Regions from separate parts of the Homo sapiens genome. Here all the other regions are linked to region 4. A link is a loop called in an ENCODE intact Hi-C map of the cell type or tissue named here. Cell type or tissue: endothelial cell of umbilical vein. All regions are shown on one strand.

Region 1 (8,000 bases), 170 kb before region 4:
TAGAAAACAGACATGCGTTATATATATTAGTTAGAATGTTAATATCATATTCTCTTTTCTCTTAAAAATTAGTAAATATATTAAAATCGATCAGACCTTTTGGCTTCACAATGTATAGGTAGCTCTGATTTTCCAACAATACCATAAGATTCCAATTTCTTGATATTAATAGCCTGTATGTCAAATAAACACATTATAAATTTTACAGATACCAAATTGTATAATCACTAATAATTTTTTTGTAATTATTTTAGTTTGTAATAGTTGTTGTGGACAGTACAGACAGAGAGAGGATTTCTGTAACTAGAGAAGAACTCTATAAAATGTTAGCGCATGAGGTAAGTAAGTAGTCTTTTTACATTAGATATGGGGAAGGGTATGGGAATCGATACTTTGTTTTCTAGTTTCTCATGAGGGTGCTATCAATTTCAAATTTTTAAAAATAATTAGTTATTTGCGGGCCACACTGCTCAATTACTCTGACATCTCCCAGTTTGGAAGTGTATCCAGAAGCAGCAGAAAGATTATGGAGTAAGTTGCAGAACTTTATTTCACTTATCCTAGGTACATTTGGTTTCACAATTTTCCTGGGCAAAAGTAATTTCTATAAGTGGCTTTCATTTTGCATTTTGAATAGATTAATTATACAGAGGATTATCATTGGAAATGAGATTTTAAAGTACCTGGGTGCTTAGCAATTCTTGATTGTTACTCAGCAGACTAATATTTAAATGTAATTGCTGTTAGGTTTCTCTGATATTGTCCCTTTGACTAAACAAAACTAGATGACTAGCCACATTTTCTTAGTCCTTGAAAAATAACCTGCCAGGCACAGTGGCTCACTCCTGTAATCACAGCACTTTAGGAGACTGAGGTGGGGGGATCGCTTGAGCCCAAGAGTTCAAGACCAGCTGAGCAACATGGCAAGACCCTGTCTCTACGAAAAATAAACAAAATTAGCCAGGTGTGGTGGCATGCACCTGTAGTCCCAGCTACTCGTGAGACTGAGGCGAGTAGATCGCTTGAGCCCAGGAGGTCAAGGCTACAGTGAGCTGTTCTTGCCACTGCACTTCAGCCTGAGTGACAGAGTGAGACCTTGTCTCAAAAAATAAAATTAAAAATAAATAAGTAGAAATAAAAATAGATTTAAAAATTAAAATTTTTTAAATAGAAAAATATTACGGTAACATAAATTTAAAAAACTGAATAATATAGTCAACTTGATAACTATAACATTATACTGTTTATATAGTATTTAGTAAAATTGATTATTTTTGGATATCTTATTGCAGATGCTACTTTCTCAACTCATTTATAGATAGGAATAGAAAAGTTAATATTTAGATATATAGAGTTTTTTATTTCAGTGGAATTTTTTGCAAAGCTTAGGAAAACACGGATATCTTTGTAGTGAAGTTTTATGTTAATTTTGTTATTGATTTGATGATTTGCTTTTGAGATTTGCTTTAAGAATTTTGTGTATTTCAGGCAACCTTTCAGGGCTTTAGGGAACCTAAGCTAGTAAAGTAGTTTTGTAAATTGAGGTTCCTCATTTCCTTATGACCACCAAGATGCACCTTTTCCTATTTTGGACTCTAATTCCAGCAGCTGTGTTTAAACCTCCTGGAGATTTACAGAAATACGTCTTGCCATTCTGTGTTCATTCGCCAGATTCATTGCTAGTTGGGATACAAGCAATAAGCCGTAAAAGAGGCAGAAGACAAAGGCTTTTTTTTGTTTGTTTTTTTTTCTTTTCAAATTCCTATTTTGCAAAAATGCAGCATTTTTCAGTTTATTCCAAAGGGTGGTTTTATGAAGACTTTGGAAAAAGAAAAACTGATACAAATGTTATTTGTCTCTGGACTATATCTTTTACTTTGTTGACAGGTAGTCTCCCTATCTGATTTTTACTCTAATTGGCCAATATGCAGCAGGATCACTATATGAAGAGCCCAGTAGTAGGGTTCAAAGTCTTTGATTTTTACTAGCTGGGGGCATTAACTTACATAGGTCACTTAACGTTATCTGTTATGGGTGACTACACTGGGGCCCAGAAAGGTTATGTGACTTGACTAGCTTTTTAAGAGCCAGGTTTTGAACTTGAGTATTCTCATTCAGACTCTTTATTAGCAGAAGTAAAAAGAAGACCTAAGTAGGGCCTAGTTGGAAAGTGAAAGGAGACTGAATGAGGAGATGACCAGAGAAGAAAGGAATTACAGATGAAGTTGGGAGTTTGAGCAAGGTACTCAGTAGGGTCAAGAAGAGCCAAACAGGCAAAATTCTGCAGAGAGACAAATGGATCAAAGAGTGAGAATGTGTGAGTGAAAAATAAATGTAGACATGATGTTAGTTGGATGTTTCTTACATACTACATAAATCAACAAAATCTTATTGTCATCACTGATAATGACTCTTTACATTATTACAAAATACAAAACTGTAAAAATTTTAAAATAATTTTCAAAGTTTTATCATAAATGAAGTATACAACTTTAGAACTCATTAATTTTAAAATGGTTCCAAACACCAAAGTCTGAAATTTTATTCAGAATGACTCAACTTCTAGGAGTTACCTTCACAAATGAAGTTTTTTTTTTTGTTGTTGTTGTTTTGATACAGAGTCTTACTCTGTTGCCCAGGCTGGAGTGCAGTGGCACCGTATCGGCTCACTGCAACCTCCATCTTCTGGGTTCAAGCAATTCTCCTGCCTCAGCCTCCAGAGTAGCTGAGATTACAGGCGCCCACCACCACGCCAGCTAATTTTTTTATATTTTTAGTAGAGACGGGGTTTTACCATGTTGGCCAGGCTGGTCTCGAACTCCTGACCTCAGGTGATCTGCCCGCCTCAGCCTCCCAAAGTGCTGGGATTACAGGCGTGAGCGCCCAGTCCCCAAATGAAGTTTTAAGAAACAAATTGACAACTATATATGGTATATAGAAGATGCTAAGTAAATGTGTCTTGCAATTGCTGTTATTCATCTCCTTGATAAAACTAAAATATATCTTAGACTAGAAATTTGTAGCAGAAGTGGTTTTAAAGTGTTTGAAATGGTTTATGTACAAAAGATCACCGTTGTTCACCTTATACTTTGACCTCTTGTTAAGTCACGTTGATGAACAGCCTTAATTTAATATATCTATTTTCTACTGTTCTAATATATACATATTTGGTTTTGAGGTTATATAATAAAAAGCAAATGAAGATTTTCTTCTCTTTCTAAATATGTAAAAATTGATAAAATAACTTCTTAGAAGTCAAGAACTCTAAATTAAAGTTTGAACCTTTTAGATCTAGAAAAACTGATTTAAGATATTTGGAGACCTTTTATTAAATGGCTTTGTTTTTTGTGTTTTTCAATTTTCAGTTCAGGGGCTTCTACAAATAATTTCATCATTAAGAGTGAATACAGATTACTTATAATAATATAAACCGTGTGTCCTAACTTGTGCCAAGTATTTGTCAGAAGGTTGTTCCTTCAACATGTCAACATTAGCAAACTTGACCTATATAAGACTTCAGCACACACTAGCAAGATGTACTGAAACTGAGAAGATAGGAAGTTAGGAATTAAATCCCATGGAAAGTCCATCTACTTATTGACTCAGCCACATAACAACTATTGATAATGGTTTCTTTGTGTTTTTTTGAGACAGAGTTTCACTCTGTTGCCCAGGCTGGAGTGCAGTGGCGCTATCTTTGCTCGCTGCAACCTCCACCTCTTGGGTTCAAGCTATTCTCATCCCTCAGCCTCCCAAGTAGCTGAGAGTACAGGTGTGCACCACTACACCTTGCTGATTTTTATATTTTCAGTTGAAACGGGGTTTCGCCCTGTTGGCCAGGCTGGTTTCAAACTCCTGGCTTCAAGAGATCCACCCACCTCGGCCTTCCAAAGTGCTGGGATTACAGGTGTGAGCCACCACACCTGGCTGATGAATGGTTTCATTTTCTGTTTAGGAGAAAAGAAAAAATATTTACTGTATATCCTTGATAATGACTATATGTATACAAGTTATACTTTATCTCTTCAAGTTTTTTGCCTTTGATATAGGCAGGTGAACTGAAATATAGGTGAAACTAGTTGAACATGAAATCTTAAAATTGCAAACATTGTAGCAGTATTCCTTTCTGACCATACTTAATGAGATAACTATATAAACTGTGGTAGCATTAATAGCTGCCATCCTGCAGAGGGCACTGTAATTAAAGTCAGTCTTGATTGTTATATAAATATTTTACATAACTCCTTTAACCAAATAAGAAATACAAATATACTACTAATGTTTTTATTTGCATCAGAAAGAATCATCAAAACTGTATTCTAACAAAAGTCATTTTGTATCTGCTGAAGATTTTATTTATTCAAACACATACATTATTGAAACCAAAATATCTCAGTAAAATCCCTAAGAAGACAAATGCCATTCAACAGTTGTGAAAACTTGCAAGTGTGGCACCAAAACCTTAATTTTATATCTCTTAATATGTAACAGGCAGAATTTTATGAGGGTTTCACTTGCTAATTGAGTACATCCTTCATGGATTCTTGGCCCAGTATCCATGTAGGGAATTTAGGCTATTTATTAACACCCTCAAATTGTACATAAACTTAAAAAAATTTTGTGTATATGCATATGTGTGTTTTGGGGGGAAAGATCTGTGATTTTGAACAGATTATCAAGGAAGTCCCTGGCTTTAAAACTGGCAGGTAGAGAGGAGTGGGGCAGGAAGAGACTAAGAACTTTTGGCCTGTTTAGTGAGTAAAACATTATACCAGTTATTTGGAGTGTGCACAATTACATTCGGAAAAGGGTTAATGCAGTAGGTGTCTTGCTCAGATCAGATACTCAGTAAAAGATATGAGGAACAAATTCAGAAAGCTTAAAGAACTTGCCTCTGAGTCATAGCATTGAAGTGATAGAACTTCTAATTGGGGAAACTTGATAAGTTTAATGCCACTCCAAGATGGCTGTATTACATATTCAAATCTAAGAAATCTTCATATACAATGACAGAAATTAGGGTGAATAGGATTGGTTTAGGATAGAACTTCAACTGAGAATTAAGCCCTAAGGTTTTAAGGCATACATTGTAATGAATTCATTTATTTCCTATGCAGCTAGAAGGTACTAGCTGTGTACATTATTGGGAGATTTGCAATGTAGTCACTCATCGTTTTCTTTGGAGCTTAATTCTCTTGTGGAATCCTGATTGGGAAAGGCTGGTTTAGGAGGTTGGAGGGAAGGAAATACATGCAAGAGAAATGATTTGAACAACATAGAGATGGCAGTGCCCAAAACTGTTTAGAGAGCAGTAGGATAGGTTGCTAATTACAGCAGAGTACTTATATAGGAGTGATGTGAGGTAAAGCAGAAAAGTATAGGCAAGATAAAATTTTGGAGAGCTCTCAAGTATTAGGCTAAAAGGTAGTTCTTAGCCATTTAAGCCTAATTTTGGATTTAGGGGGTGGGTGGTGTATATACTGGGAAACATGACTGTTAAATACAGCACTTAGGACCATAAAAAATTGTTGTCTGAGACTATAAGAAATATGTAAACACATACAAGTATAAAAAATGTGTTATCAGCCTAGGCACTGAGATGCTTTTATGTCACATAGTTGAGAAATTCTTGTTTACTAAGATTGTGAAAAAGATTCTGTTAATGAAGTTGAAAAATATGTGGAAAATGTATTGGCCTTTACAGTTTTATTTGCTTTAATAGGACCTAAGAAAAGCTGGATTGCTGATTTTTGCTAATAAACAAGATGTTAAAGAATGCATGACTGTAGCAGAAATCTCCCAGTTTTTGAAGCTAACTTCTATTAAAGATCACCAGTGGCATATCCAGGCATGCTGTGCTCTAACTGGCGAGGGGTAAGACATCTTCCTCTTAAATGTTATCGAACATTTATTTTGCTTAGTAACATGTATATCTTCTTTAAACTCCTAAATATTTAAGGCTATTGTGTATAAAACATCGTAAGGGACAGACGTAAGCTGTAGTTCATGTCTATAATCAGAGACTTTTTAGGGTGGTTCTGTAAATAGTAAAACAATATAAACATAATACACATAAACCTACTGAACATGGAAGCATGTAGCTGTTATAATTGCTATAGGAGCTCAGAGAAATGGGAGTATCAGTGAGAGCTGGAGAAGTTAGGAAATACATTTTACGATGATAGTGGAACTGAAGACCTGACATGTGCCGAGCATGTCCTATGTCTGGAGTGTTTTCCATATAGTGCTTCATTTAATCCCCATAACAGTCCTACAGAGTAATTGTTTTTAAGTGATATTTTCTGCATAAAGAAGCTCAAATCAAAGAGAATTCATGTCTGAGACTACTTTGGGTTTATTTACTGTTGGAACTGATGCACTTAAACAAAAGAAGGATTGGGGGAATTGGAGAGAGTGTAGCAATGATGGTCCTTGGTTCTGGAATGATAGATGTTGGAAGAGAAGTGTGTGCCTATAGTAGAAGTTTGCCCTGTCTAGCACCCAGAGATGAAAGTATTTCAAGAAGGAAGTGGTGTGGTCAGCATTGTCAAATCTAAGGTCAAGGACCAGGAAGATGGAGAGGATGCCATTCAATTAACAACAAATGAGTACATTCAACCAGTTTGTCAGAACAAATTCTGTGCATTGAGAAAGTGGGCATGAGGTAAGTGTAGTTTAAAGAGGAGGTAGATTTTAGGAAGCAAAAATAGCTTTGTAAACTCTAGAGTGTGGCAAGAAGAGGAAGGAAAGATAAAATAGAGGAGGTTGGAAATAGGATAAAAAGCTAAAAGGAGGACCAAACTAAAGTACAATTTTTGTTGCTGTTTTTCCAAAATATGGTGCATCTGTATATATAGTCATGCACCCTATAATGATGTTTTGGTCAGTGATAGACCACATATATGACAGTGGTCCTATAAAATTAAAATACTATATGTTTACAATAACTGTTCTATTTTTAGATATGTTTCAGTACAAAAGTTCTTACTATTGGGTTATGGTTACCTACAGAATTTAGTACAGTAACATGCTGTATAGGTGTGTAGCCTGGGAGCAACAGGTTGTATGGCACAGAGCCTAGGTGCATACTAGGCTATACCATCTAGGTTTGTGTAAGTACACTCTGATGTTCACACAATGATGAAATCACCTGACACATTTCTCAGAATGTATCCCTGTCATTAAATGATGCATGATTGCATTTAAAAGCAGAGGAAAAGAGAAATAAGCGGTGAATTCTAAATAGAAGTCTTAAGTTTGGGGTTGAGGTTCTTGAGGTGTTAGGAAAGGACAAAAGCATGGGGTATAGATGAATTAGCTGAAGTGGGAGAAATTGTTTTCCTTTCAAGACCACGATGAAGGGTGAACCAAATATAACGAATTATTGAAGGCAAATCTTAATAGAAGGCACTGTTACTGACATTTGGAAGAGCATAATTAGAACCTTAAAAAAGGTTTTTTAATTAAAAAAAAACTGTTCATTAAAAAAATCACAGATAATACCAATTATCCATGTATTCATTTAAGTAAAAATATGTTAAGTATTTCTTTGTCAAATAGTCTAATATATATATCTTTGTCAAGCAAAAGCATGGATTTATAATATTTGTCAATAAAGACACGTCATCTAGGATTGACATAAGATTTAATTTATATACTTTGATAATTGTATGGAAAATGTATCATTAGTATAGATATTAACTCAATTTCATTTTAAAAAGAGGTAAAGCAATTTTGTTTTAAAAATAGGAAAATAATAGATGAGTTTGGTTTTGAGAGAAATGTTCTGTTTTTCTTTTATAGTTCAGCTACCTTGATCTAAATTATTGGTTTTAGTATTGATTAGCGTTTTGATTCAGTGGATTGGAGATCACAAACTTCAGTGTGTGGCTTCATTTGACTCCTACTTTTCCCATTTGCTAACATTGCCAACCCTGGGTTTCCTCTGTAACATTGGAAGGATTCTGATCTCAGTGTTGTAAAGATTAATTAAGAGAATG
Region 2 (8,000 bases), 370 kb before region 4:
TCCTGGGCTCAAGCGATCCTCCCACCTCAGCCTCCCAAAGTGCTGGGATTAAAGGTGTGAGCCACCATGCCTGGTCCTTTTTCACATTTTTGATAAAGGCCTGATGGTGGTGGTTAAAAGCGCTGTTCATTTTCTTCATTAATCCTCCAGTCAGCAAACATTTGCAGAGTACTTACCAGATGAGGTCACTGAACTTAATGACAGAACCAAGGGAAGTTGCCTTTCCCCGTGCTAGTGCTGCCCAGCGCTTCACTGGAGATCTTGTTAAAATGCAGATTCTTGTTCAGTAGTTCCAGGGCAGGGCCTGAGATTTTGCATTCCCAACAAGCTCCCCGCTGCACCCAGGCTGCAAGAGATCATGCTTGGAGGATCAAGACCCTAGACTTGGGCCAGACTCCATATTAAGTGGCAGTGAGAGCAAGGGGGCCAGGTGGGAGATGAGAGAAGAGTTAGATAAATTATATATCACAGTTTCTGCCTTCAGGAAGTTCGTGGTTCTATCAGAAAAATAAAGAAGACTGGCTGGGCATGGTGGCTCATGCTTGTAATCCCGGCACTTTGGGAGGCCAAGGTGGGTGAATCACTTGAGGCCAGGAGTTCGAGACCAGCCTGGCCAACATATTTAGTAGAGACAGTGAAACCCTGTCTCTACTAAAAATACAAAAATTAGCTGAGCGTGGTGGTGCATGACTGTAATTTTAGCTACTTGGGAGGCTGAGGCAAGAGAATCACTTGAACCCGGGAGGCGGAGGTTGCACTGAGCTGAGATTGCACCACTGCACTCCAGCCTGGGCGACAGAGTGAGACTTCATCTCAAGAAAAAGAAAGAAGACTGAACAAAGCAAGGGAGTAAAAGTAAATTGCAAAATGGAGATGAAGACAATAGACAGTAGACAGTTCACACCACTGTGATGGCTTAAAAAAAAAAAGAACAAGTGTTAGAAAGCATGTGGAGAAATGGGAACTCTTATGCATTGCTTGTGGAAATGTAAAATGGTGCAGCCACTGTGGAAAAGAGTACAGGAGTTCCTCAGAAAATTATGTAGAATTGGCAGGGCATGGTGGCTGGCACCTAATCCCAGCACTTTGGGAGGCTGAGGCGGGCAGATCACTTGAGGCCAGGAGTTCAAGACCAGCCTGGCCAACATGGTGAAACCCTGTCTCTACTAAAAATACAAAAATTAGCTGGGCATGGTGGCAGGTGCCTGTAATCCTAGCTGCTCAGGAGACTGAAGCAGCAGAACCACTTGAACCCGGGAGGTGGAGGTTGCAGTAAGCCAAGATGGTGCCACTGCACTCCAGCCTGGGTGACAGAGCGAGACTCCGTCTCAAAAAAAAAAAAAAATTACGTAGAATTACCATATGATCCAGCAATTCCACTTCTGAATATATGCCCATAAGGACTGAAAGCAGGAATTTGAACAGGTATCTGTACAACTGTGTTCACAGCAGCATTCTTCACAATAGCCAAAATGTGGAAGTAACCCAAGTGTCCATCCACAGACGGATGGCTAAAGAAAATGTAGGATACACATACAACAGAATACTATCCAGCCTTGAAAATGAGGGAAAAGTTTGACTCGTGCTGCAACATAGGTGAACCTTGAAGACATTACGCTAAGTGAAATAAGCCAGGCCCCAAAGGAAGAATGTTTTATGGTTCCACTTATATGAAATATCTAGAGTAGTCAACTTCAGAGACACAAATTCTAATAGTGGTTGCCAGGGTTTGGGGGAGGACAGAATGGAGAGTTAGTGTTAAATGGGTACAGAGTTTCTTTTTGAAAAGTTGAAATGGAAGATGGAAAAGTTCTAGAGATGGATAGTGATGATGGTTGCACATCAATTTGAATGTAGTTAATATCACTGAACTGCACACTTACGGATGGTTAAAATGCTACATTTTGTTATGCATATTTTCCCATGATTTGAAAAATGGTTAAAAAAAAGGCACATACACAAAAATACAATAGGTGGTAGAGTTGTCAGCGGAGAGGGATAAAATGGTAACAGTAAGGCCTTATTGACAGACCAGGTGTGACTTGCCGGCACAAAGTACTTATTAACTCATCTAACTTATTGCTCATCTCCAGCAACCCTCTGAAACAGGTACTTATTAGCCCTGCTTTATAGATGACACAACTGAGAAAGGGAAGATTACTTAAGGCTCTACTAGTCAATGGGAAGTTTCTAAGGTAGCCGTGTAATTGAAGGTGGACCTTGGAGGAGAGGCAGGATTGGGGTGGAAAGAGGATAGGAGGTATTCTAGATAGATAGGAGCTGGCTAAGGAAAGATCCAGAAACTGGTGGGAACTTAAATATTCAGCTGCCATGACGATGGTTGGTATGTAGGGTTCGTATGAATGAAACGTGACTACCAGGGCAGATAATGAAAGGCTTTCAATCCCAGAGTAAGAGATATAGGGCCAGGCGTGGTGTCTCATGCCTGTAATCCCAGCACTTTGGGAGGCCAAGGCAGGTGGATCACTTGAGGTCAGGAGTTTGAAACCCGCCTGGCCACCATGTCAAAACCCTACTAAAAAGTACAAAAATTAGCCAGATGTGGTGGCTCACACCTGTAGTCCCAGCTACTTGGGAGGCTGAGGCATGAATCGCTTGAACCCAGGAGGCGGAGGTTTCAGTGAGCCGAGACTGCATCACTGCACTCCAGCCTGGACAACAGAGTGAGACTCCATCTCAAAGAAAAAAAAAAAAAAAGAAAGAAAAGAAAAAAGAGAGATATGGAACGGGGGCATCAAACTCAAACTCAAGTGTTTTCAGAGGCCAGCAGGTAACAAATGTGAGACAAGTGGCTTAGTCCAGGTGACAGGGAGTAGTATGGACTGTGGCAAGCTGAATAGAGCACATCCCACCTGAGACATTCAGATCTCAAACATAAATCCTGGGCAATGTGGGCCACTGATGGGCTTGGATGACATTGAACTTCTGATGGTGAGGTTGCTGTGCCCTTTGAAGGCATGCAGAGTGGTGTCGAGGGCATATGCAAGACCACATGGTATATGAGGCATATCTTCCTGGCTGTGTCAATAGCACTAGAAGATTATGGGTAAAAATTGATGCACTTTCACTAAGTACTTAAAAAATGATTTTTATGGTATGACAAAGACAGGTGGAGTAGAATACTAATGATAGCGAACATTGTTGAATGCTGACTATGTGCCAGGCACCGTTCTGAGCATTTTGCATATATTATCTCCTTCAGTCCTCCAAATAGCCCATGTACTTGGTTCCATTGTTATCCCTATTTACAAATAAGGAAATGGAGGTGCAGAAAGGGGAAGTAACTTGCCCGAAATGGTTGTGACAGAAATCTGGGACACAGTGGTGGTTGCACTTGCACTTAGAATTAACTCTGAGTTTCCTGAAAGCTGTTTCTCATTTATTTTGTCATGGCACTGTAGTCCAAGAGTAATTTAAGAAATGTTTCCATTTTTATTGTAGATTTAGAAATACATGTGCAGGTTTGTTCCAAGGACGAGGTTGTGTGGTGCTGAGGTTTGTGTTTCTATGGATCCCTTCACCCAGATCATGAACATAGTACCCAATAGGAAGTTTTTCCGCCCCCCTCACTCCCTCCTTTTGAAGTCTCCATTGTCTCTTGTTCCCATCTTTATGTCTGTGTGACCCCAAATTTTAGCTCTCACTTATAAGTGAGAACATTCAGTTCTTGATTTTCCATTTCTGCATTAGTTCTCTTAGGATGACAGCCTCCTGCTGCATCCACATTGCTGCAAAGAACCTGATTTTGTTCTTTTTATGACTGCCTAGTATTCCCTGATGTATATGTCCCACGTTTTCTTTGTCTGATCCACCACTGATGGGCATGTAGGTTGAGTCCATGTCTTTGCTACTGTGAATAGTACTGCGATGAACATACACATGCATGTGTCTTTATGGCAGAAAGATTCATTCTCCTTTGAGTAGATACCCAGTAATGGAACTGCTGGGTTGAATGGTAGTTCTATTTTTAGTTCTTTGCAAAATTTCCAAAGTGCTTTCCACAGGGGCTGAACTAATTTGCATTCCCACCAACAGTTTATAAGCATTTCTTTTTTGCCACGACCTCACCAGCATCTGTTATTTTTTGACTTTTTAATAATAGCAATTCTGACTGGTGTGAGATGGTGTCTCATTGTGGTTTTGATTTGCATCCAAGAGTAATTTAAATAGGGACCACTAGATGTCACTACCCAGTGCTCCTTAAGAAAGAGAAACAGACAAGAAACGCCGCTGTGGCTCTGCCTTGAAGAAACAGAAAAACTGCTTAACCACTGATATTTATGGTCTTCCTATTGAAGAATGCTGATGTGACCTGGTTGCCACAGTGCCTCTGACTCCTCCCCTATCCCCATTGTCCAGCCCAGCTAAGTGGTGCTGCGGGAGCCCTATTCTGCTGGTAGATTTTGTAATTTCAGGAAAACTAGAAGGGACTCTGTCATTTCATAAGTCAACTCCTTCCTGCATCAGCTGCCCACTCCACTGAAGGCAGGAGGGGCAGGATTGACTGAAGGAGGTTTTGGTTGTTAGCATGTGTGTGTGTGTGTGTGTGTGTGTGTGTGTGTGTGTATGTATGTAAAGTAGGGGGGACACGGGGGTTGTTTCCAGTTTTGAATAACTCAGGACCTGCTCTTGCACATTGGTCTAGTGCTTTCAACTAAGACCTTCCTTAACATGGGGCTTGCACAGGGCAGAAGTGTGACCAATATATGCTAAATTAAGTTGCACAGAAGGGCAGGAATGGGGCTTCTGCACAGAACATCGAAAAGGAGAGGAGGATCTTGGAAGGGACTAGGTAGTGCCTGAACCTCTCAGGGCAGTGGGTAGGTAGAGGAGAGTTTGCCAGGGGTTCATTCAGAGGGAAATAAAGGAAGGTGTATGGTGCCCTCCTCACAGGTACCCGACTTACTTATTCAGGATATAGCTATGGAATGTACATGTTCTTCAGGTACCTACAAAGATTTGTCAAAGTTGAGCAAATCAACCAGGCACGGTGGCTCATGCCTATAGTCCCAGCGCTTTTGGAGACTGAGGCAGGAGGATCACTTGAGCCCAGGAGTTCAAGACCAGCCTGGGTAACAACGAGATCCTGTCACCAGACATGGTGGCATGTGCCTGTGGTCCGAGTACTTGGGAGGCAGAGGTGAGAGGATTGCTTGACCCCAGAAGTTTAAGGCTGCAGTGAGCCTTAATGGCACCATTGCACTCCAGCCTGGGTGACAGAGACCATGTTTGTTTGGTTTTTTTTTAAAGTAAGGTTTTTTTTTTTATTAATTTCTCTTTAAAATATTCCTTTTCCTCCATCCCAGCATCCTCAACTAACTTAAAAATCTTCCTTCTTTACTGTAAATATTTCAAGAATTCTGTATATCTAAATATAGTCAATACAATGATGAATTACATTTTTATCCAGTTACCTTGAGGCTGGAAAACGAAGAGAGGTTTCTCTAGAACACTGTGAAAGGTAACCCATACCAAAATAGAGCAGAGAAGGGGGAGGAGGGAACTGCCGCAGAAAAACCTTAAAGCTTTCACTGAAATGTGTCTCCTTTCTTTTGGAGAGGAGGTCAAAATATAATAAGCGCATCAAGAGCTGTTTTGAAAAATGGGGCTGTGTAAGTTATGAGAACAGCTGTAGAGATTTTTTTTTTTTTTTTAGATGGAATCTTGGTCTGTCGCCCAGGCTGGAGTGCAGTGGCACAATCTTGGCTCACTGCAACCTCCACCTCCCTGGTTGAAGCAATTCCCCTGCCTCAGCCTCCCAAGTAGCTGGGATTATAGGTGCATGCCACCAGGCCCGGCTAATTTTTTTTGTATTTTTAATAGAGACAGGGTTTCACCATATTGGCCAGACTGGTCTTGAACTCCTGACCTCAGGCAATCTGCCTGCCTCAGCCTCCCAAAGTGCTGGGATTACAGGTGTGAGGCACCATGCCCGGCCGAGATATGTTTTTAAAATCTGGATAATAAAGCAAATGGTATAGATGAATGTCTTTAAATTACAGGAAGAAAATGGTATCAGGCAAAACTTTATATTTTCCATGGGCCCTGGAGATGGAAATTCATTTGCTTGGGAGTGGAAAGCATGCTTTGCATGATGTTCATTGATGGAATGTATTTTAAAAATGCAGAACCTAATTGGGGCTCTCAAATTTTCTACCCTTATTAATTCAAATGGAGACTTTCTGCTAAACTCAAAAATGCAAATACTAAGTTATTTCAAATAGGAATCCTGCTAACACTAGTACCTCTTTATTGCATGTAACCACAGATGCTTCCTTTTGAGTCCTTGGTCATCACTAACACCACATAGAATGGTATCAAGCTCATTTTGATGCTGCTGTATCTATTTGGTGTGAATGATAATAGCCATACTGCACATTTGAATCACACTATCACATGTGGTTACATTGAATTCTTACAGCAACTCTGTGTGGTATAAGGTACACATTGTTAAATATATTTGATAGATGATAGAACCAAGTCTCAGAGAGGTGAATTAACTTGACCAAGGCAACAATTAGTTAGTTGGATAAGTTGCATATTTGATCTCAGAAGAATTCTTATTAAAATGAATAGATTCCAATAACATTTTGCTTTGGGGAAGTATCTGCAAAATCTTCCACTGCAGCTATTTAGGCCATGGTCGCTGTATAACCTCGACAGTATTTGCTGTATATATGAACAGAGAAAGACCCACACAGATACATCTTTGATTTATATCAGCTCCACATGATTTGGTATTAAAAAAATTGTCTTCCTAAAAAAATCATATTCCCAATTCATTGAATCAAGAAGTGCCATCACATGTGTGTGTATATGTATGTGTGTGTGTGTTTCAAGTAAGAGGACGAAAGAGGACAGAGGAACAAAAAAAGCCTCTTCTCTTTAAAAATGTTGCTGTACTGCAAGTCAGCCACTGCTGAAACTCTGAGATGGCTTTTGTTTTAAAATCTCCTGGGACTTGCAGATCGTGGAGGTGCGGCATTGCTGTTCATATCCATGATCATGCCTGAAGCACACACGGAAAGGTTGTGAGCAGTCCCTCTTGTAGGGGTGTGTGGCATGTGAAGACTTTGGTGTGCTGTGGATCACTCCTTGGAGAAATGCTCGTTGTTAGCACAGTTAGGTTTTTGCTGGCAGAATGGCAGAAGCCAGCTTTCTAAAATGACTACCTCTCCCGCACCTCCCTGCTATTTTTGCATTGGCATCCTCCTGATGAGGATAGCTCTTGCTGACCATTTACACTTATTTACATTCTATTCCACAGCCCATAAGAGCCAGCTTTCCTAAGCTCCTTCCCTGACATCCCAGACTCATGTAAACATCATCCTCCGGAAGCACTTGTTACCCGTAAAACTCATTCTCTTTTTTTTTTTTTTTCTTTCGAGACAGAGTTTTGCTCTTGTTGCCCAGGCTGAAGTGCAGTGGCATGATCTCAGCTCACTGCAACCTCCGCCTCCCAGGTTCAAGCGATTCTCCTGCCTCAGCCTCCTGAGTAGTTGGGATTATAGCCATGTGCCACCATGCCCGGCTAATTTTGTATTTTTTTTTTTTTTTTTTTTTTTTTTTTTTAGTAGAGATGGGGTTTCACCATGTTGGTCAGGCTGGTCTCGAACTCCTGACCTCAGGTGATCCACCTGTCTTGGCCTCCTAAAGTGCTGGGATTACAGGCATGCGCCACCGTGCCTGGCCGACTCGTTCTTTAACTGATGGACGCTACCCTGCCAGATGGTGGTTTTATTCAGGTACATACACATTTCATCTCCCTGCCTTTAGTGTGAATTTCCAGAGGGCAGGGCCTGAGTCTCAGGCCCCATTCTTGCTGCCCTCTCCTTCCACCACCCCTTGGCACTCAGCCTTTGGCCAGGCCCAGTTTGTTGAGAGGCAAGAGGCAGGAGGCTGTGGTTAAGGCCATGTGCTCTGATCCCGACCTCCTAGGTTTGAATCCTGACTGCTACTTACTGACCGTGACCTTTGGT
Region 3 (8,000 bases), 130 kb before region 4:
TTTTAGAATAAATTACTTTAATTCTTTAGAGACTAAAAAATGCTACAATTTAAAAATTAATATATCAGTTATATTTTGGGCAACTATTATATGTCAGACATTGTGGCAGATGTTGGAGGAATGTTCAGCTAATTTTCTGAAGGCCACAATACAGAGATGCTTTTGTGGTTCATTTAAATATGAGTTTATGTTTGGCTGTCAATGAGAACTCACATATATTTCTCATCTCTCTTTCCCTGTGATATATTTATAAAGCACATCAGTATAGGTAGTGTACTTGAATGGCACTGTCAGAACATCCTCTAAACCCCGGAGTTAAAATTGATGTCCTGCTTTCAGAAATAGCCAGGTAAATCCTTTCACTGGTCTAAAACTCTAAAATGAGCTTCCTCTATCTAGTAAGTCATCCATTTTACTTTGGCTCATCACATGCTATTAGAAAGACAGTCTTTCACTGCCCAAGAGCACCTAGAATATACCAAGTTGATGAGAGTGTTTGGCTGAGTGGGGAGTTGGGGGTTGGACCATTTTAAAGGGAAACAATATCTCTAATGCTCAGTTAAAAAAATACACAGGGAGCAACTCTATACAACTCCCCTTCTATTCCCTCCCCCACACTCACCCTCAGCTCTGAATCAAAGGTAGGGTTGTTCCCCAAGCTGGTTTTCTTTTTTTCATCAGGGTATTACTCTGTTGCCCAGGCTGAAGTGCAGTGGCATGATCATACCTCACTGCAACCTCGACCCCCTGGACTTAAGCAATCCTCCTATCTCAGTACCCGCAAGTAGCTGGGACTATAGGAACATGTCACCCACACTCAGTTAATTTTTTAAAATTTTTTCTAGAGACGGGGTCTTGCCATATTGGTCAGGCTGGCTTCAAATTCTTGGGCACAAGGTATCCTCCTGCCTCAGCCTCCCAAAGTGCTGGGATTACACGGGTGAGTCACTGTGCCCAGCCTTCAAGGCTGATTTTCTAGCAAGCTCTCAGGTGAGGCCAATGCTGCAGGTCTATCGACCACACTTTGGGTAGCAAGAGTAGGCAATGTCACCTGTCTCAGAAGTGTTTTATCTTAGTATCATGCACCCTGTGCCAGCCTGGATGACATCCCAGGCACAACAAGAAAAACATTGATGAACCTGACATGTTTGTGCTATTCTAATGCTACGAGTGGCAAATCCAGAATAGAGACCTGGTTGTATTCATAAGTACTGTACTCTCTTTACAGTAGTAATTTCTAATAAGGATGATGCTGATGATGTTAATAATAACGGTAGCTAACCTCTTTTTTTAGTATTTATTGTGTGTCTGATAGTGTAAGTGCATTCCATGCATTATTTAATTTAATGCTACCAGTAACTCTGTACAGTAGGCACTAGTCTAACCTCCACATTTCACATGAGGAAACTGAGGCTCAGAGAAGCTAAGCAGCTTTCCCAGGGTCACATGGCAGGCTCACAAGTGTAATGGCAAATATTTCTCTGCTCCTTGAAGAGGATTAGCAAGTCCTCCTTATTGCTCCCAGACAGTTGAGTGAGGGTGCTGAGCAGAGAGTTTTAGTCAATGGAAGGATTTACCTGGCTGTTTCTGAAAGCAGGACATCAATTTTAACTCCTTGGGTTTTGAAGACGTTTTGACAGTTTCCTCCAAGTATACTCCCTATAGTAATATACTTTTAAAATATATCACAGGGAGAGGGAGATGAGAAATATCTGTAAGTTATCACTGACAGCCAAACACAAACTCCCTGCTTACAAGTTTGTCTTCTTTCTTAAAACTTCAAAGTGAATACCTCTGGGATATGGGGACAAAAGTTGTCCTCAGGAACCATGAGTCATAGTGACTTTAGGAAATGATGATTTGACACCAGACAGCAGTAAGTGAACTATTTCAAGATGTCTCAGAGTCTTAGTGTTGGAAGGATCCTGGAGGCTGAAGTCCCCTCAGCGTTTCTACTCAGGGGCTGTGCATTCATGTTCCATACCCTTTGAGCCACAGCAGCCACTGCCGTGCCAGACAGGCTGCTGCTTTTTCAGGCAGCTCTAGTTGTTAGGAAGTCTTTCTCTGTATTAACTTCCCTGGAACTCTCTTAAGCCTCATTCTGCCCTGTGGAGGCCCTCAGATTCTGTCTCATCTGTCCTCTGTATGACACTAACATATGCCTGTTTCCAAGTTCCAACTCTAAGGTTGCCTACTTCTGACCTAAAATAAAACTGTGAGGGGTGTTCGTGTGTGTCCTCTGGTGCTTGAACATTGAACATGCATGTTTATGCCCACACTTGCTAAGTGCTAGCTGGGCTCATTGATTTTTCTTTTCTTTTTTGTTTTTTAGAGATGGGGGTCTCACCTGCCATGTTGCCCATGCTGGACTCCAACTCCTGGGTTCAAGTGATCCTCCTGCGTCAGCCTCCTGAGTAGCTGGGGGAACTATATGTGCAAGTTTGTTCATTTTAAAGGTGGCTTTGCCCAGTAATCTCTAGCTGGGAGCATCCACTGACCCTAGGAGCTAATGCACAGGGGAGGATGAGAGGTACTCCTGGGAGGGTGAGTGCCTTTGGGTTATCTCAGTCCCTGGCACCTTCACGGGGGGGTGGGCAGGCAGATGAGCTGTCATTCTAGAAAGTGCCAGCTATGCCTGCACACTCCTCTCAGCCTCGAAGGCACACACCCTAAGCTCTGAATCAAAGGTAGGGCTGCTGCCCCAAAGCCGATGTGGCTTGTTAAGAACTTGAGAGACTGTAGGTCATGCAGTCACAAGGGCATCCACCAGAGATGGGGACAACCAACAGGAGACCTCAGCCTTGGTGCAGGCAGTCTAATGAGGGGCCCAGCAGTGCTGTTATGACAAAGGGCTCTGAGTCAGCAACGCAGCTTGTTGGTGGAGCTACTGAGCAAAGCCTCTTACCTTCTCTGCTTCTTCAAGGCCCAGTGCTTTATCTGTCAAATTTGGAGAAGATCTCTGCCTTGTAGGCTTTAAATGTTTACTTAGTAGCTCTCAACTTCCTTTCTCTCTTGGCTCAAATTTTGAATGTTGGGGCAGGAAACTACTACTGAATATCATTTACTTGAGATTTCCCTTGTGGCCCATTAGAAGGAGTGTGTGTGTGTGTGTGTGTGTGCATGAGAGAGACACAGAGAGAACACACCAAAGGCCACTGTGGGTGAGGGTGGGGTGTTTGGATGAACACCAGTCTGGAAGAATCAGGACCCCTGGACTTCTAGGCCTGACCCCACTGCTCCCTGGTCATGTGGCTTTGGGGAAGCCACTCTAACCTTTCTAGGCCTCATTTTCTCCATGTCTAAAATGAATACCATAAATAAGAAGTAATTTCTAGTGTATTATGCTACTCAAACTTCTGTTCTCATTTGTTTTTGTGTGTACCTTCTGCATGCCAGGAACTAATTCACAGCATGAAACAAGCCCCTGCAGTCCCAACTCTTAGCAGCCCGTTCCCCCTGGGAGAGGTCAGGTCACACCCAGATAGACAGCTCTACAACGGAAGGTAGAGGTGATGAGCAGCATGCAGGCAATACGGCAATACAGCGAGGCAGGGGCGTGGAGAGCGATGGGCAGGCGCTGTTTGAGCAGGGAGCTTAAGCACTTGAGGCAGTGAGTCCAGAGTGTGGCCTGAGCACGGAGGGGCAGGAAGTGGGCCTGAGGCAAGGAGATTGGATTTCATTCTAATGGGAGGGCTTTGTTTTTATTTCCGCCTTCAGAGCTGTATTTCAGTCCATGTGCAGCAGGTTAAAACACTGCTCCTCCCATCTCCTTCCCCACTCTGTGGTGGTGGTGGTGGTGGTTTTGACACTGAAGGGTGGAACCCGGAGGTTGGGGTGAGGAGGAGGGAAGGATGGAGAGGGTCTGGCAGGGCTTCTTGGAGAGCATGTGGAGTTGATGGCAGCGGAAAGAGGCAGGAAAGGGCATGCATTCCAGTTCATCTTGTATTTCCAAGCTCTGAAGTCACTATTTAGAAGAAGGAGATAAGCCCTATTTCCTCCACTTTTCCCTTTTCCCTTGTATTTTCTCCTGGAGTTAGAACACAGAGAGAATTGATGTCAATGCCTATGATTTGTCTCTCAGCTAACTTTTAAAGTATTTGCAAGGCTGAATGATTATGTGTTGTGCATCAAGTGTTCCTGTATTATCTCCCAAAGCCATTTTTTTCCATGAAACCTTTTGAAATCAAAGAAGAGAATCACAACTCTCCTGGCCTCAGGTTTTTCCTGAGGTGGCAGAGGTGTGGCGTGGACAGGGTGGGCTGGTACAAGTGGGAACCTATTTTCCAGAAGGGTGAGTTCAAAGGCTCAAAAATAAAGAAGCAATAAAATAAAAAAATAAGCAAATAAAAGAGCAAGGCTGGGGCTGGATAAATGAATCTAAAGAAAGCAAAGAGCAAACACAAAAGACCCACATTGCTCAGCTACTTCCCAGACCTCCAATCAGCATCAGCCCCTCCATTACCTAAACTTGGGCCAAGTTGAAAGACTCGAATTAACTGGCTTTTGTTTTGTCTTTTCTCACAGCTCACCTTCCCTAGAAGCCTGGAGTGGAGGGTGAGTCCCAGAGGATGGGGAGCAGGAGGGAGGACAGAAATGTGGACAGAGTGATGCCCACTCCCTAATTAGCTCCATAATGTCTGAGACTTGAGCTTGAACTTGCTTTCTGTAAGCAAAAGTGGCCCTCTGGCCATCCCTAAATACTCAACCAAAGACACTGCCCAATCCTCAGCAGTACAGATAAATGCCCTTTTCAAGATTTATCCATGTGGACCACACTGCACATAGATGCCACTCCCTGACTCAAAACCTTCAAAAGTATCATAAGGGCCAGTAAGATTTGATCCAGGTGGTATTCCTAGCTGTCTCCTGCCCATCTTCTCCCATCGTTCTCTCCCAGCCTCCTTGGTTTCTCTTTTACTTGAATAGCACATTCCTCCCTAGGGCCTTTGTATTTGCTGTTTCCTTGGTCCAGAAGGGTCTCCCTCAGTCATGCACTTGGCTCCCTCTCATTTCATTGAGGACCGTGCTCCAACTTCTCCTTCTTGGGGTCTCTCTGGCTCTCCCAGATAGCTTGTCCCTCCTGTAAGAATATTTATCTGTCTGTGTGCATATCGTCTATCTCCTTCATTAGGATGTAAGCACAGGAGGCACAGGAAGTCGTCTATTTTAGTCATCACTGTATCCGTAGCACTGCAAATGGTTCCTAGCACATAGTTGGCACTTAATAAATATTTGCTGGAAAAATGCTTTGATTTGTGGGGCAGAGTCATACTTGCTGGTCTACCCAATGTCTCCAGCACAAGCTCGTTTCACATGCCTGCAGGTATCATTTGCATTGATTATATCTCCTGGTTGTGTGTGTGTGTGTGTGCATGTATGTGTGTGCATTTGCATAAGAATTGCTTAGTAAAAGTGCTACTTTTACTTGATTTTTGAAAATTGCAAAATAGCCATGACTACAAGGTGAGGAGCCCATTTGGCCAGCAAACAGAGGGAAACTTGAGAACTTCAGGCCTTGCAGGTTTCCCCTAGTGCCCAGTGAGGTGGGCCGCCATACCTCTCTGTGGTCTCAGCCTGGCTACAACAGAAGGGAGATGCTGCCTGTGATGTGTCTTGTCTCTAGGCAGTGTTGAGGACGGGTCTCAGAGAGGGGCTCCACCAGAGCTGGTGGTGATGGGAATAATAACATATGGACCCAGATCACCCACCCCCTCATGGCAGCTGGGCCTTGTGGCTTCAGCCACATGGGCTTGGGGAGTTGTTTGATTGCATGTGTGTTTGGTTTCCCTATTTACAAGGAGCAGTTAAAGGTCATGAAGAGACCTCAAGACCTCTGAGTTCTCTTCACTTGGTTTCCTCTTTCTTTCCCAGGGGGTACAGTCCATGCTGTGTGAAATACCCACAAGACCGTGTCAAGAGGAAGGTATACCTGAATACCTGTATACCATTCACACAGCTTTCAGTGACTAGGCCTTTTCGTCTGGTCCACTTTCATAAGCAGTGACATTATTTAGCATCTGCTAATCCAAAATTCACGAAGTACATATATTTTTAATATTTTAGGCCATTCAATAACTACCGAATGCCTGCTATCATGCATTAAAATTTTAGAAACCAAGTTCTGCTTTGCCTTTCAAGAGAAAAATCGCGATACGTAAAAAGAGAGGGGCGGGAAATAGAGCAATTCTACAGTAAGCTTCCACTGGAGTAACCCCAAGTGAACTCCGTACAACCACAAGGGCTTTAAAGACCATGGTCAGAAAACCTCTAGGCAAGATTATTTTTAAATGTTTACAAAAGTATGTTCATGTCAGGTCTATGCCAATATCTGATTTTAAGCAACATGCCCCCAATTTAAACCCCAGTCTGGCTAACCCTCTGGCAAGCTACTGAAATCCACACTGCTTGGCAGGTAGACAGGCCTGTGTAAATTCAGAGAGAAAGGCCCCAGAGTAACCAAGTGTCACATCTAAAACACTTGTACCCAAAAGTGTACAATCTAGATGGGTCATAGTTCTCTAGATTTTTTGGCATCGTATTATTCAAATCACAGCAGGCAATGGAGATTCTGACCACTGAACGTGAGGTATACTTATGGTAGTGTGGTCAGTTTAGAAGTGGCAGGAAGCATTTCTCTTTCTGGCAACTGATGTGAAGGCTAGCTGCCCTGAAAACTCAGATTATCTGGATCTTCTCTCAGGCAATATGGGAAACAGATGGTGAGCACATAGTCATTCTCTTTCCCATCTGATCCTCCCAGCAACTGTCTGTGGTTGACTGGGGGTGCCAGTTCTAAGTCACGATGGTTCTTTGTTAGAAATTAACCTATTTCCATCTAAGGATAAATAACAAAATACAACTTTTTCTAGTGAGGCATAAATTGGATATGTTTGAAGTTACACATTTTGAAGAATTGTAAATGTCCAATACTTCTGAAAACACATATGCTTTAATGAGTTGATTTTTGTTTTACTATTTCTTTTCCTTTTGTTACATGTCATCTTTCCATAGCTGACATGTTTAATAATATATTTTCAATCTAATGGTTGCATATACAGTAAGAGTTGCATTAGACTAATTGTAAAGATCATAGTATATCAAATCAAATGGTGTTTACACCAAAATCAGAAACCCATACACACACTCTACATATGTATATGTACAAGTGTTTGTGTGTAGTGTATGGAGAAGCAGAAACACTGAGTTACAGCTTTTATCACCCAAAATGTGCACTTAACATTGAAGTGATACTCATCTTTAATTACAAGGAATTGTTTCCCAGGCAAATCAACCAGTCAAGTCAATCGTCTATGACTTACTTTATAAAAGATGGAAAAGAAACCAGGTATGGTGGCTTGTACCTGTAGCGCCAGCTACTTGGGAAGCTTGAGCCCAGGAGTTCAAGGCCAGCGTGGACAACACAGTGACACTCAGTCTGAAAAAGACCAAAAGACCAAGTGTGTAGCTCAAGGCTGCTCAGAGGTAAGGGGCAGATCTGAGGCCAAGGCTGTGTGGCCAACTCAGTGTCTCAGATGCCCCAGTACCCTCTGGGTCTATTTGCTGCTGCCTTGGTTTTTCACACCTGGGAACCTTTGCATTCCTGTTAAGTTGGGAAGCAGTTCAGTATTCAAGGGCTAGAGGCTGGAGGTAAATAGGCAGTCAAGGTGAATCCCAGAGGCTCTTTGAGATCCATTCATTCATTCATACATGCATTTACTGAGCAACTATTATATGCTGAGTTACATAATACAATGCAAGGGACCTTGTTCTAACAGATGCCTGAATCTGTGAAAACAAATGAAAAAACAACTGTTTGTATCAGTTTCCTAGGGACAGTGTAACAAAGTAACAAAGTACCACCAACTGGGTGGCCTGCAGCAATAGACATTTATTGTCTTGCAGTTCTGGGTGCTAGAAGTCTGAAATCAAGGCGTCAGAAGGGCCAGGCTCCTTCTGAAACTTGGGGGTGAATTCTTCCTGTCTCTTCCAGCTTCTGGTGG
Region 4 (8,000 bases):
AATGGGTGCAGCACACCAACATGGCACATATATACATATGTAACAAACCTGCACGTTGTGCACATGTACCCTAGAACTTAAAGTATAATAAATAAAGGATTTGCTCACATTTCTAAAAATTTTTATCTTTCCATTTCTTTTGTCTATGAATAAAAAAAACTCTAGATTTTTTTCTTTATTTCCAAAATATGGGAAGTAATCATAATTTAAGAATAAATGACAATCACAGAAGGGTTAAATACCATATAATGAAATACCTACCTGTCATTAAAAATCATGTGTATAGGTCAGGCACCATGGCTCACACCTGTAATCCCAGTGCTTTGGGAGGTCAAGGCGGGAGGATCACTTAAGGGCAGGAGTTTGAGACCAGCCTGGTCAACATAGCAAGGCACTATCTCTACAAAAAACTTAAAAATTAGCCAGGTGTGATGGCGCATGCCTGTAGTGCTAGCTACTCAGAAGCTGAGGTGGGAGGATCACTTCAGCCCAAGAGTTGGAGGTTGCAGTGAGACATGATTGTACCACTGCACTCCAACCTGGGCAACAGAGAGAGATGCTTTCTAAAATACAAAACAAAACAAAACAAAAAAAACAGTCATGTGTGCAAAGACTATTTAATGACACATAGAAATGCTTATATAATAACTGAAAAGAGCAGGCACAAACCCATATACAATATGACTTCTAATTATATTCTCACACACGAATCATAACAAATTATTTTAGTGGCAGAATTACATCTTAATTTTTCTTTTTTTTCTGTGTGTATAAATATACAGACATTCTTTGCAGGCAAAGATAATTTTTATTGAATCTGCGGTACTTATCTAGAATTGTGCCTGACACATAGTAGATACTCAATGAAATTTTGGATCATTGAGCATATAAAACCCATGCAGGAGAATTTCATTTTTATTGTCATTGTCATTGCAGCATAATCTCCTGAAATTTATACATCTAAAAATTAAATATTTTAAAAACAAATTCTAAATTCTAACAGAATGACTTTCACATTAAAGAATGTATTAAAGTAATGCCTATCTATATGGTATATATTTTATATAAGATATATATTTCATATGTGATGATATGTGCTATATTTATTTTCTAAATTGTTTCTACATCTATCATATAATTTACATATTCAGGGAAAATTTTTTTTTTAATAAATAGAGCAAGTTAGGCTTAGTGATTGCTTTTTACTAAAAGTTAAAACAGATGACTATCTGTCTTTTTCTTCTTTTAGTTCAAGTACAAAGAAGGCTATCGTAAGCAGCTCGGCCACCACATTGGTGCCCGAGCTATACGTGATGACCCCAAGATGATGTGGTCCATGCACGTGGCCAAGATCCAGAGTGACAGGGAGTACAAGAAGGACTTTGAGAAGTGGAAGACCAAGTTCAGCAGCCCAGTGGACATGCTGGGGGTGGTGCTGGCCAAGAAGTGCCAGACCTTAGTCAGCGATGTGGACTACAAGAACTACCTGCACCAGTGGACATGCCTGCCCGACCAGAGCGACGTCATCCATGCTCGGCAGGCCTATGACCTCCAGAGCGATGTGAGTACTGAGAGTCATAATAACGTGCAGAGGTGGGAAATTATTTAACACCCCTTGGAGAAAATGGCAATATATGGCACAAGCTCACCAGCCCCTGGAGGAGGCAAATAGCATTGCCTTTATCGACAGGAATTTTAATCCTTTAACCCTTCAGACCAAAGAGGAATATTGTGTGATACCTGGCCCGTCCACCAAACTAAATTTTGAGAGTGCTTTTACTTGATCTCTTATCCTTCAGATGAAAATGCATTGCTGATACAGAGATAAATATTTATTGGCTATTTGTGTCAACAGAATATGTACAAGTCTGATCTCCAGTGGATGAGAGGCATTGGCTGGGTGTCCATTGGCTCTTTGGATGTGGAAAAATGCAAAAGGGCAACTGAAATTTTGAGTGATAAAATCTATCGCCAGCCTCCAGACAGATTCAAATTTACCAGTGTGACTGACTCTCTGGAACAAGTGTTGGCCAAAAATAATGCCATCACTATGAACAAGGTGAGACTTCAAAATTAAGAATCGAAGTGGGGCTCCTAAAGCTGAATCAACAAAAAAGAAACATTAATGAGGAAAGAAAGAACATTGAGTAATAAAAGGCATCTATCTATCTGTCTATGTATCTATTGGCTTCTCATCTATCTATTAATAACTGATATATATCATGTATATTTTGATATTTAGTCATTGTTTCATGATTTTGATAAAGTAGCATATTTTATCAAAAAATAGTCTGCATAAAATATGCTTATTCTCATTTTCCTTTTGTTAACATACATTTCAGATTATTAGAAGGCATTTATAAATACACATTCCTTTATGAACTTATTACCCGAAGATGTGCATAAAACACATAATGTGTATAAAACACATAACCTTTTCTTTTTTTTTATAAAGTTTTTGTGGCCCTAAAATTCCTATTAACTATACACAGAACTTTTTTCCTGATGAATTTGTGTATTTTTTTTGATAGCGTTTATACACAGAAGCCTGGGACAAAGACAAGACTCAGATCCACATAATGCCAGACACACCAGAAATTATGTTGGCAAGAATGAACAAAATCAACTACAGTGAGGTGAGAGCAGATTCTTTGACATTTGCACACTGCTGCTTATTTCAGTTGATCTACTCTATGATGACATGATACCAAATGACAGCTTTAGAAAGAATCTTTTTCATGTTTCATGTGAATAACAACTCTTGCATTTCTCAATCACCATCATAAATGTCAAACTTTATGCAATATGAATTATCATTTAGGAAATACAAATGACATGAACTAATTATTTAAGCTGTAACCATGAGATTATGTAGACCATTTTCTTTTATTATTTTTTTGAAGTTAGGATATTAGCAATTGACCTATACATGTATCTCCCCTTTATGCTAAAGCATAACTGTAGTAAATATATTTTCCATATATTGTTCCTAAGTGTGGTTTAGGATCCAAATTTAAGATTTTTAGTATATAAGATTAAAGGCAAGAACTAAAATCCACAGTACTACCAGGTAACCCACACACACACACACACACACACACACACACAGAGAGAGAGAAATATCTGTCAGTGTAAATATTAGCAAGCCCATTTCCTTTCACTTTCAGTGTGCACAGGGCCACGTGCCATCATTCCAGAATCATAGAGGCTTAGGCAGAGAGTCAAGCCTCCACCCTAGTGCAAAGGTACCCCTCCCCACAAATAGGTTTTTGACCTGCCTTTGCTTAAGGGTTCCCAGTGACAAGGAGCTGATCTCATAAATCAGTCCATTCGTTCTGGAAAATTTATGAGAAAGCTTCTGATGTATTGAGTCACAACATTTCTCTCTGTAAACTCACATAGTCCTCTGAAGCTGCACAGAACAAATCTGTGCCAACCCCCAGAGATGGAGAGCAGCACCAGGGTGCCTCCCCTGCCACCTTCACCCCAGGTTCACCTTCAAATCCAATATCCCAAGCTGCGGGGCATTCCTCACATGACATCACTAGTAAAATGTGACTCTCAGAACTGAGCAAAATACTATGAGTGGGGAATGACTGATGTAGAATACACTTAACTATCGTATTTCCTCTTCTGGACATATGACCTCTATTCTGCATCCTGTGCTCCCAGGATACATTGGCAGCTGTCACTGCTGGTGCACACAGAACTTGAGACCAACTTAAACTCTAAGACATCTTATGTGGACTAAAGTTAGGTTTCTTCCATCCTGCATTTATGCGTTTGGTAATTTATCTCTGTTCAAAGATTGGCATTTATCTCTGTAATTTCTTCTTCTTAGACTGAGCCTGTGGGTATAAGCCTGTGGAGATTTTTGTGAATCTAAGATTCTGTCAGCTGATGTGTTAGTTATTTCACCTGGCTTTGTGCCACCAGCAAGGAAAATATTGTTTATTTGGCAGCATAAATCAACACACAGAGCATAATTTAGAGAATTTAGATGGAATTGCCACCATCTTAAGTAATTATTTTGGAAGTGAGACTGTAATTTTAGTGCTTGTATAGCTAGCTTTTAATTGTCACCAAAAACTAAAAACATCAAGTCTTACTCCCCTGTCAGAAAGGACTGAATTATTAGCCAAACCTATAATATAGGTCCTGTTACAGGAAACCATGCATTACATGTGCAAGAATTTCAGGAAACAAAGGGCTCCCCCTGTGTCTAGCTAGTCAGCATTTCTGGATTTCTCAACTCTGTCTTTGCTGAAAAAGCTCAGAGATGTGTTAGTGCGGCTACTCGGCTGCCAGTCCCAGGAGGCCCAGGTGCCCTTCCCCATTTTGCCCGCAACCCCCTATTCCACCCACCCAGACTGGGACGCTGCCATGGGCGCTCCCCTCTGATGTTAAAAAGAAGAGAACTTTTTGGCTGCTTTCCTATTTTCTGTAGAATTAAACACCAACTTCTTAGAATGAGGCGTTCACAGTCCAACTCTGGGCTATTCTCAGCCCTCTCCTGTGAACTCCTCCCTGGGGCCTCACCCACTTCCTTCAACACCCCTCCGCTTCCCCTCCACAGTGGTGCCTTGATTCACGTGATTTCCTCTGCACTTGATGCCACCTTAGTCTACTGAAACTCTGCTCAAAGTCTAACTCAAAGGTCACCCCATCTTCAAGAACTTCCCTGATTCTCAGTTCAGAATAAATGACTCCTTCCTGGAGCTCTTCATTATTAGTGTGGTTTGACTTTTCAGCAGTTGCTTCCACAGGTTATCAGTCTCTCCATCAGTTCTCCCAGGAACCTTTAGGTTGAGAGGGGTCTCAACCTCATCTTTGATTCCCAAGTACCCCGCACAGTCAGAGACACAGGGTCAGGGCAGAATAAATGTGAGTTGAATTGATTGCCATGATCAACAGTTAAGCCTTTCCCTCCCACCCACATTTTACCATGCTAGAACTATGAGTTTCAGCTTAATTTTTCCTGTAATTTTTAAACTGGATTTATTGTTTTAACTAAAATTTTTTAAAACAACCTGTAATATGTATATATACTTAATTCAACATAATTTTTAAAGTAAAAAATAAAGGTGCATTGGGCTTTATGGGTATCTTTTTTTTTTGTTTTGTTTTGTTTTTTGAGATGGAGTTTCACTCTTGTTGCCCAGGCTGGAGTGCATTGGCACAATCTCAGCTCACTGCAACTTCCGCCTCCCAGGTTCAAGTAATTCTCCTGCCTCAGTCTCCCAAGTAACTGGGATTGCAGGCATGCACCACCACACCCAGCTAATTTTTTTTATATTTAGTAGAGATGGGGTTTCACCATGTTGGCCATGCTGGTCTCGAACTCCTGACCTCAGGTGATCCACCCGCCTCTGCCTCCCAAAGTGCTGGGATTACAGGTGTGAGCCACCACACCTAGCCTCATTTTTGAGTCTTCACTTCAACAAACATGCAGAAGGCTTAGAACTCTCAAAAGAAAGATTATTATAGGCACTGTCTGTGGAGAACTTAGTGAATTGTCTTAGTCCTCTGTCAGTTTTTAGATATAAATGTCAGCATCTGATTTTTTTTCCCCCAAATTTAGAGTCTGTACAAACTTGCTAATGAAGAAGCAAAGAAGAAAGGCTATGACTTGCGAAGCGACGCCATCCCCATCGTGGCGGCCAAGGCCTCCAGGGACATCATCAGTGACGTGAGTTGTCAATTCCATTCTGAGTATGTGATCAATCTAATGTGGCATTTTCACTGAACTAAATCTTAGAAAAGAACTTTTCCTGGACCTTTGAAAATATATCCTGATATATTTGTGTAGGATTTTTCAAAACCTCAGTTTTAAGGGAAATGAAAATCTTGATGTTTATAAGAGGGATCTGTAACCTACAGGACACAGCGTCTTCTGTGAAAACTGGTCAACCAAAAATAGAGAAAGATTCATTCATGTGGACCCTGTTAGAGTGAAGCTGCAGGCTTGGAGATGCTTATGTAAGAATTATCACCGGCTTATAGAAAAGCTTATAGAAGATATAACTCATAAACTTAGGTTCTGCCAGTGAGATTCAGGGCCTGGCTTTATGTAACATTTGAATAGATAGTATTTTAAAACACATGCGGTGCTTGCTATTGAAATTTGCCCTTATGAAAAGAAGGCAGTTGATCAGTACCAGAGGTGACTGCTGACCTAAGGTTACACTCTTTTTTTTTTTTTTTTTTTGGAGACAGAGTTTTGCTCTTGTTGCCCAGGCTGGAGTGCAATGGCCTGATCTCAGCTCACTGCAACCTCTGCCCCCTGGGGTCAAGCGATTCTCCTGCCTCAGCCTCCCGAGTAGCTGGGATTACAGGCACTCACCACCACGCCCATAATTTTTTGTATTTTTAGTAGAGATGGGTTTTCACCATGTTGGCCAGGCTGGTCCCAAATTCTTGACCTCAGGTGATCCACTTGCCTCAGGCTCCCAAAGTGCTGGTTTTACAAGCGTGAGGTCACACTCTTAGCAATAGCTCCTAGCCATTTAGCACGTCTCCCAGAGCAAAACTGTCATCCTTTTCTGGTGCCTCAGGGATTCTTGAGGAACAAATGACGGCTCTAAAAATCAAGGCCCACTTGCTGTCCTTTATATTGGAATCTTATGTTAGTGACTCAACTTTATGTATGTTGGACCCTCCCAGCAAATGGACTTATGCCAATAATAATAAATAATGACATAATAATAACCAAGAAGTATTGAGAACTCTTTGCTAAGAGCTTTATATGCATTGTCTCACTTACTCTTCATAATTGCCCTAGGATGTAGATATTATCATTATCCCCATTTTGAGGATTGTTTAAGCAACTTGCCTCAAATCAAACTCCTAGTGAGTGGGGGAGTTGGGACTCTGAACAATCTCATTCCTTTCCACTGTACCATATTGTCTCTTGCTGACTCACCTACACTTTCTCGGTCAGTTGTCTTTGAGACTAGAAGCATGTATTTTGGATAACTGGCTTAGATTCCAGAATGAAGTCATTGGACATGAATAATAAAAACATTGTTGATACATGTGAGGCTAGAACCCATGACCTTATTAAGAGCATAATCTAACCAGTTGGGTTGCTATGTCAGTTTTACAAGTACAATCAGTTTTCAAAATGATGCCAAAAGCTTGCCACTGCCATTGAATGCATGAATCTAGTAAAATAATAATAATAATAATAAATTCTCCTCGGTTGCTACTACAGGTGATCCTTACAGGAATCAGTCACTCATTTTACTGTTTTTATTTTATTTTATTTTATTTTTTTGAGATGGAGTCTTGCTGTCACCCAGGCTGGAGTGCAGTGGCGTAATTTTGGGTCACTGCAAGCTCTGCCTCCTGGGTTCATGCCATTCTCCTGCCTCAGCCTCCCAAGTAGCTGGGACTACAGGCGCCCGCCACCACGCCCGGCTTATTTTTTTATTTTTAGTAGAGACGAGGTTTCACCATATTAGCCAGGATGGTCTTGATCTCCTGACCTCATGATCCACCTGCCTTAGCCTCCCAAAGTGCTGGGATTACAGGCATGAGCCACCGTGCCCAGCCTCATTTTACTGTTTATCAAAGACACCATTCTACCAAGTGCACCCTCTTCCTGACATGCTTTTAGTGTATAGAATCCAATTCTACAGGTTCCCTGGTTCAAATGTTCTCTCCCTGACTTCCACAGGTGACCTTTTCCCCACATATGCACTTCTTGTTTTCAGAGGTATCCCTTAGTACCAGGCTGTAGGTGATTTGGGGTATATACTACAATTACATGAATTCCATCTATTTTTCTACCTCTGTAAGGGCTTCCAGGATGAAAGCCAGGATACTGGCTTGAGTTAGTACTTGTTAACAAAAGTCAGTTGAAGTATGATGTAAGCAAGTTGATTTTGCACAGACTTGTGGCCTCTAAGGGGTTACAATAAAAACCTGATTTGTGCATTTTCATTTTAGTACAAATATAAAGATGGTTACTGCAAGCAACTTGGCCACCATATTGGAGC

Evidence for each region. Peaks named below come from ENCODE experiments on the same cell type or tissue, not always from the same donor. Only the 100,000 strongest peaks of a DNase experiment are listed, where the experiment ranks them.
Region 1: a loop joins it to region 4, with 3 times the contacts of the local background. A loop is called at or near these places in 6 of 110 quality-filtered maps.
Region 2: it touches region 4 in a loop (9-fold over the local background); 3 of 110 quality-filtered maps call a loop at or near these places.
Region 3: it touches region 4 in a loop (6-fold over the local background); 3 of 110 quality-filtered maps call a loop at or near these places.

The regions. Positions count from the first base shown.
Region 1 is chr2:151,804,695-151,812,694 of GRCh38, reverse strand. ARL5A (ARF like GTPase 5A) reads left to right here. Exons shown (of 6, transcript NM_012097.4): 4 at 255-338; 5 at 5,723-5,874. Among named protein-coding and RNA genes, the nearest start is that of ARL5A, 20 kb to the left of the region's middle. In endothelial cell of umbilical vein, a CTCF peak has its summit at 4,161 (motif pointing right); no DNase peak of the experiment used is centred here.
Region 2 is chr2:152,001,120-152,009,119 of GRCh38, reverse strand. The region is part of intron 2 of CACNB4 (calcium voltage-gated channel auxiliary subunit beta 4); the gene reads left to right. Among named protein-coding and RNA genes, the nearest start is that of CACNB4, 94 kb to the left of the region's middle. RefSeq lists an enhancer at 7,743-8,000. In endothelial cell of umbilical vein, a CTCF peak has its summit at 4,203 (motif pointing right); a DNase peak (open chromatin) is centred at 4,309; H3K27me3 peaks cover 402 bases.
Region 3 is chr2:151,761,586-151,769,585 of GRCh38, reverse strand. No RefSeq gene overlaps it. Among named protein-coding and RNA genes, the nearest start is that of NEB, 31 kb to the right of the region's middle. RefSeq lists a silencer at 2,510-2,569. In endothelial cell of umbilical vein, no CTCF peak of the experiment used is centred here; a DNase peak (open chromatin) is centred at 3,745.
Region 4 is chr2:151,633,916-151,641,915 of GRCh38, reverse strand. NEB (nebulin) reads left to right here. Exons shown (of 182, transcript NM_001164508.2): 61 at 1,250-1,561; 62 at 1,856-2,059; 63 at 2,532-2,636; 64 at 5,582-5,689; 65 at 7,951-8,000. Among named protein-coding and RNA genes, the nearest start is that of NEB, 97 kb to the left of the region's middle. In endothelial cell of umbilical vein, no CTCF peak of the experiment used is centred here; DNase peaks (open chromatin) are centred at 3,155, 3,635 and 4,065; H3K27ac peaks cover 1,882 bases.